2 separate regions of the Homo sapiens genome follow, and region 2 is linked to region 1. The links are chromatin loops, found by intact Hi-C in ENCODE. Cell type or tissue: Caco-2. All regions are shown on one strand. Each heading gives the region's core, and the rest is flanking DNA. Links, peaks and the distances in the headings are about the cores only.

Region 1 (2,922 bases), core at 334-2,833:
CTGTCCAGCTAAGACATGGCCAATTTGTATCCTCATCTTTGAGGCAGAGATGAAAGCAAAGTTCAAATTTCCTTAGTTCATATTCTTTAATCTTTCATTTTGCCACTATTCGTGAATAAGGCCAGAAAAAAAGCCCATTCAGCTAGAACTGTTACCAGTGGAATGCATCCCAGTTACCCCGAATTACTGGCAGAGAATCCATACATGTCTGCAGCAACTTTCGTTCTTCAGCCAAGGGGCATAAAGCAGAAGAAGGGACCAAGGCAGGCTTCAGAGCAAGGGTGGAAATTTACTTCAAAAGGCTTTAGAATAGGAAAGAAAGAAAGGTGCGCTTGGAGGAGACCATGTAAAGGTTAAAAAGAGCATTTAACCTTGATCCTAGGGCTTTCTTTTTTTTTTTTTTTCCACACAAAACAAATTGATTTTATTGTGAGATAGATTTTCTCAGAATAGCCAAGATCTTATAAAAACATTATCTTCTTTTAAAAATTATACTTTAAGTTCTGGGGTACATGTACAGAATGTGCCGTTTTATTACATAGGTATACACGTGCCACGGTGGTTTGGGGATCACCTCTTTCCCATGATTCCTCTCTTAGGTGGGCTTCCTGCATGCTCAGTGCCCACCTTACCCTTGGGAATTGAGCGTGTGCAGTGCATTTAGGAAGTTGTACATATGCCCATCTGAGGCTTTTTACCTTTTTTCTGGTGGAGTGTCCCTGAGAGGTCATACTTCACCATCTTGTTTCTTAATGCTCATGCCCAGGAAGTTTCTGCTTCCTGGCATCTGCATTCAATTAGCACTTTAATATTAATAGCTGTGAAACATCAGGAGATTGTCTTTCCCTGGCTTTAGAGAGGTAGTGTGATAATTATCGAACCATCACCTGATATTCCTAGTGGGTGGCGGGAGAGCCCTCTGCTGCCTTGCTGATGCCTGTCTAACTACCTGTAACAGAATGGCCTAGTACTTAGTGGAAAGGGCACTGAACTTGTAATTTAAATATGAGATCCTCTACAGATCTGCCATAGTTTGCTACGTATCAGCTGAGTTAATCTTGGATGTTTATATAACTCCTCTGGGTCTCAGTTTCCTGATTTGTGAAATAGGTTTAATGCTTTTGACACAGTGTTGTGAGAATGTGATAATATCAATATACTTACTACCAGGCAAGGTGTCAGAGCCCCAGCATCAGGAAGTGGTCCATTTGCAGGTTGGTAGAAAGAATTTACTGACAAAAGTATAGGTCTGAAAAAGGAAAGTTTCTTAGAAAGAAAGAACACTGTAAAAGGGTGCAGTGGAGTGCCTCAGAGAGACAGGAGTGAGTGCGCCATGGTAGATATTCCTTAGGAGCATTTATGGACCTTAAGGCGGGAGCCGAGGGGTTATTTTGACCATATTGGCCACATAGGTCATGAGAAATGATTGCATTTGTAGACATTTTGGTGCCTTAATGCCAGCAAGGGTTGCACACTGAATTTTGGCATGCCATTTTGGAGATGTGCAAGAATTCTAGTTACTTATAATATTTACATTGAAAAGTGGCCTGGAACCAGATGCTGACTTTAGATACTAGAGAAGTTTAATTCCTTCTAAATTCCCAGATAAGGAGTTTTGCTTCTGGATGGCCTGTTTGATGGTCACCAGGTGGTCTTTGCTCCCTTCTAAATTCTTCAGATAAGGAATTTTTGTCTCTAGTGGCCTGTTTAATGGTCACCGGGTGACTTTTGCTCTCCTCACATACCTAAGGCTGTACCTGGTACATAGACACTCAATAGATGCTAGTAATGCTAATTTCCAATCTAGTTTTATTACATCATTTGAAGTGGTGGACAAATTTTATTCACTACATATTGTTTAGTGAATAAAGATATTCTCAGCTTCAGTTCGGCCATCTCCAATACATAAGTTAGAAAAGTTGTACTAGGAAGCATATCAAGGAAATGAGATTGAACATAACTTATTGACACTGTGTAAAATTTAAATTTGGAATAAACAGGAATACTCTTCATATATAGCTAAAACTATGTGGCTCTTCTCTATTTGCATAAAATTTTCATTTTCCTTAATATTTAGTAAATCTATGGAAGCAGCAGAGTCACATGTACGGTATTCTACATGATACCGCTGAGGATGGTGCACTGACATGCTGAGTATGTTGAACTAAAGAAATAGTTTCAGAACCAAGGTCTCTCTGAAATTCTCCTGCCTCCCTGTCTCTCACCCTCTGCTTCTCCCAAAGCACAGGAAGGGACTTTCTATGATATTCTCTTATCTTACTGAGAAAAGTTCTTCCAGAAGGAATGTGATTGGTGTGAGCCCCCTCCATTAAATCTACATTAAGCCTAGCTGACTAACTCCTTTTGAAGAGGAGACTAGAGTTCTCCACGCCCAGGACACCATGTCCAGATAGACTTTTTCACCCCTTTTTCTGTGGACCATTACCTGAGAGACCTTATCTGCATAATAAGACACTTTTTGTTCACAGTCTAGTTCTTCCCTGCACCCTCCCCTAACCTGTTGCCACCACCCTCCAGGAGTCTTCAAGGCTTTGATTCTTTCTGTTGCTCAAAATGCTATTTAAGCTTCAACCATCCGGCCCTTCTTTGCCTCTTATACTTTGTGAGACCCTCATTTATACGCACATAATAAATTTGTATGCCTTTTCTCTTGCTAATCTGTCCACTGTCAAGTTTATTTCTCAGACTCAAATATTAAAGCTCTGCAGGAGAGATAAAAAGTTCTCTCACCCCTACATGGTACTTACATTATGCTTAGGGATCTTACTTTACTGATTCATCTCATTAATCTGAAAATTTCAGGTTAAAAATAGTAGCATTTCTAAAGTCATTTTATTATTTTTGGAGAGTTTTAGTATACCTTATGTGGTCAGTACATTGCAGTGAGAATCAGCATTTTAG
Region 2 (2,922 bases), core at 308-2,807, 52 kb after region 1:
AATGAAAATAAGGGAAGAGAGAATAGAAGGATGGTGTAGGCCCCACATAAATAGAAGTAACATGGAAAACGCATCATTGGGAACTGCTGAGGTACTCTAGATACAGTGAGCCCAGAATTCTTTCTCTATAGGCAACTACTTCTCTCACTTTCCCCCAAAACTGAAGAATAATATGGATTATGGATTCCATAACACTGTTAAATACATATCTCAGAATTTTTCTTTTCTATGTATGTATGTATGTATGTATGTATGTATGTATGTATGTATGTATGTATTGAGATGGAGTTTCACTCTTGTCACCCAGGCTGGAGTGTAATGGTGCAATCTTGGCTCATCGCAACCTCTGCCTCCCGAGTTCAAGCGATTATCCCACCTCAGCCTCCCAAGTAGCTATGATTACAGGTGCCCGCCACCACACCCAACTAGTTTTTGTACTTTTAGTAGAAATGGGGTTTCACCATGTTAGCCAGGCTGGTCTTGAACTCCTGACCTCAGGTGATCTGCCCGCCTTGGCCTCCCAAAGTGCTGGGATTACAGTATGAGCCACCTGTGTCCAGCCATAATCTGAAGAATTTTTCTTTTAAATCATTTCTAATCTATTAGCATTTAGATAATCAAATATCTTACTAAGTTCTGTTATATTTTTGCTTTAGTAACAAAGAAGGAAGGCTGCCCAGATATGCAATAGATGTGGCTCCATTATTTATCTAGTGAAATGTTCAGTTAGACATTTTGGATATATAAAGAAACAACAGAGTTTTCTGTGTAAAAGAGTTTCTGTGATAAATAAGGATAGAGTTTATCATAAGAGACAGCTGCATCGGTTTCTGTTTCAAGGTCATTCAAAGAAGGGAAAAAGAAAAAAAGGGAGTTGGTAATCTCTACCTAAATATGTGGCTGAAATTCTTGTCTAATTGTCAGAGAAAGGCAAGGCTTTAAAAAAAGACTGATGAGAGCAGAAGCATTCTGCCTCCTTTGTGGTTTGCTCTTTCTTCATGGCAAGGATGGGCTCCACATCTCCATTGTGGCCAGGGGCTTCTTACTGGTCTTTAGCTAGAGAGCACTGATGTGATCTAACATCTATGAGGTGTTTTAAACAGTGGCTAACACTCTATTATGCTCAGCACACAATACAGGGCTTGAAAAATCAGTGATAATTGGTACATATTTGTTAAATTAATGCTTCAAAAATGCTGGGTTTGTGGAACACAGATATTCAAAATATCTGAGTCCTGGGTTGCAGATGTATAATCACGGAAATGAGCTCAGGAATGGAATGGGTCAGATTTGTAACTGTTCACATATTGAACTTGTAAAGAGAAAGGGAAAGGGGTAAATTCAGAGTTTAGAGTCTTTCTGGGTTGGGAATTTTAGCTGTATCTTGGAATAAGATAACAGAGATGCACATAACTGTGAAAGGAAAATAAATCTTACGACCCCAAAATCACTAAGCCAAAGGGAAAAGTCAAACTGGGAACTGTGGCAGGCAAACTTGCCTCCCATTTCATTCCTAAATAAGATAGCTACAAAACAAACAAACAATAAACAAACAAAGCTACCTACCTCCTTCACCATTTGCCCACAAGGAAATTCCTTGTGGACAAAGGACAGACAGAACTCAAAAGTCACAGACAGAACTCAAAGTCATCCCTCTGCTTATGTGAGACAAATGCATATCTGACTATTTCCTTTGCCTTATTGTTTCACTAAGCCAGACCAAGGCATAAGTGACTATTTCTGTAAACTGTGTATTCAGCGAAAGGCTAATCAGAAACTCAAAAGAATGCAACTGTTTGTCTCTTATCTGCCTATGACCTGGAAGCCTTCTCCCTGCTTCAAGTTGTCCTGTCTTTCTGGATCAAACCAATGTAGATTTTACCGATATTGATTGATGTCTCATGTCTCCCTACAATGTATAAAACCAAGCTGTGCCCTGATCACCTTGGGTACATGTCCTCAGGACCTCCTGAGGCTGTGTAACAGGAGTGTTTTTAACCTTGGCAAAATAAACTTTCTAAATTGCCTGAGACCTGTCTCAGATATTTTGGGTTCACATAGGTAAGAAAATCTCTGAAACATAGTAGTTACAATATGCTGTAAAGAATAGAACACTAAGTATGTTTGACTAGACTGGTTAATAGTCTAGTTGAGAGATATAAAAAGGAAGTAAACAGTAGCATCAAAATACGTACTGGGGCTCATAAAGTGATACTCTAGAGACTGGTGCGTTAACATACTAAGAGGTCTTAGAAGCTGCTTCAGGATCAAGGTACCTTTAACCTTGTCTTGTTAGCCTACTTCCCCCAAACTCTTGAAGTGCAAGGAGGGACACTCTGTAATTCCCTTATCTGACCAAGAGAGTCTTTCCAAAAGAAATGCAAGTAGAGGTTGGGAGTCATCACTACACCCAGATAGATTTTTTATTTATTTTTCTGAGGGCAGCTACAAGAGATTATTTGGAAGACTTTATCTGCATAATAAGACAACTTTTGATCCTGTGCAGATGAACCCCTCACCATCCCATTGATACAAGAGCTAGAAAGAAATTATTTAGGCAGACAGTGATGGTAAAGGAGTTCTCGGCAAGGCTTTTCTTTCTTTTTTTTTTTTCAGAAAGCAGCCCCAAAATCATTTATTTTCTAATGAAGAGCAGCCTGAAAAATTGAGCTTCAGACATAGATAAGCAAACTGGAAGCCTGCATGGGCAAATGTCAGCAGCTGTGCAAATAGAAGAGGGCTACCTGAGAGCCAGGCATTTTCAACATGGAGGCTCCATCTTCCCTTTTCTTTGTCATCGTGTGTATGTTAAAGGAACAGGCAACATGGCATTGACCAGGTAGAGAACCTATCTGCATAATAAAAGATTAGGATGGGGCGGCCAGCTTCTTTGTGTGCTATACAAATGGCACGCCTGGTCCG

What was found. A loop is a pair of places that touch in the nucleus more often than their neighbours do. Peaks named below come from ENCODE experiments on the same cell type or tissue, not always from the same donor. Only the 100,000 strongest peaks of a DNase experiment are listed, where the experiment ranks them.
Region 2: a loop joins it to region 1, with 2.0 times the contacts of the local background. A loop is called at or near these places in 1 of 110 quality-filtered maps.

Annotation. Positions count from the first base shown.
Region 1 is chr12:33,253,511-33,256,432 of GRCh38, forward strand. No RefSeq gene overlaps it. Among named protein-coding and RNA genes, the nearest start is that of SYT10, 180 kb to the right of the region's middle. In Caco-2, for the core only: no CTCF peak of the experiment used is centred there; DNase peaks (open chromatin) are centred at 1,431 and 1,481.
Region 2 is chr12:33,305,750-33,308,671 of GRCh38, forward strand. No RefSeq gene overlaps it. Among named protein-coding and RNA genes, the nearest start is that of SYT10, 130 kb to the right of the region's middle. In Caco-2, for the core only: no CTCF peak of the experiment used is centred there; no DNase peak of the experiment used is centred there.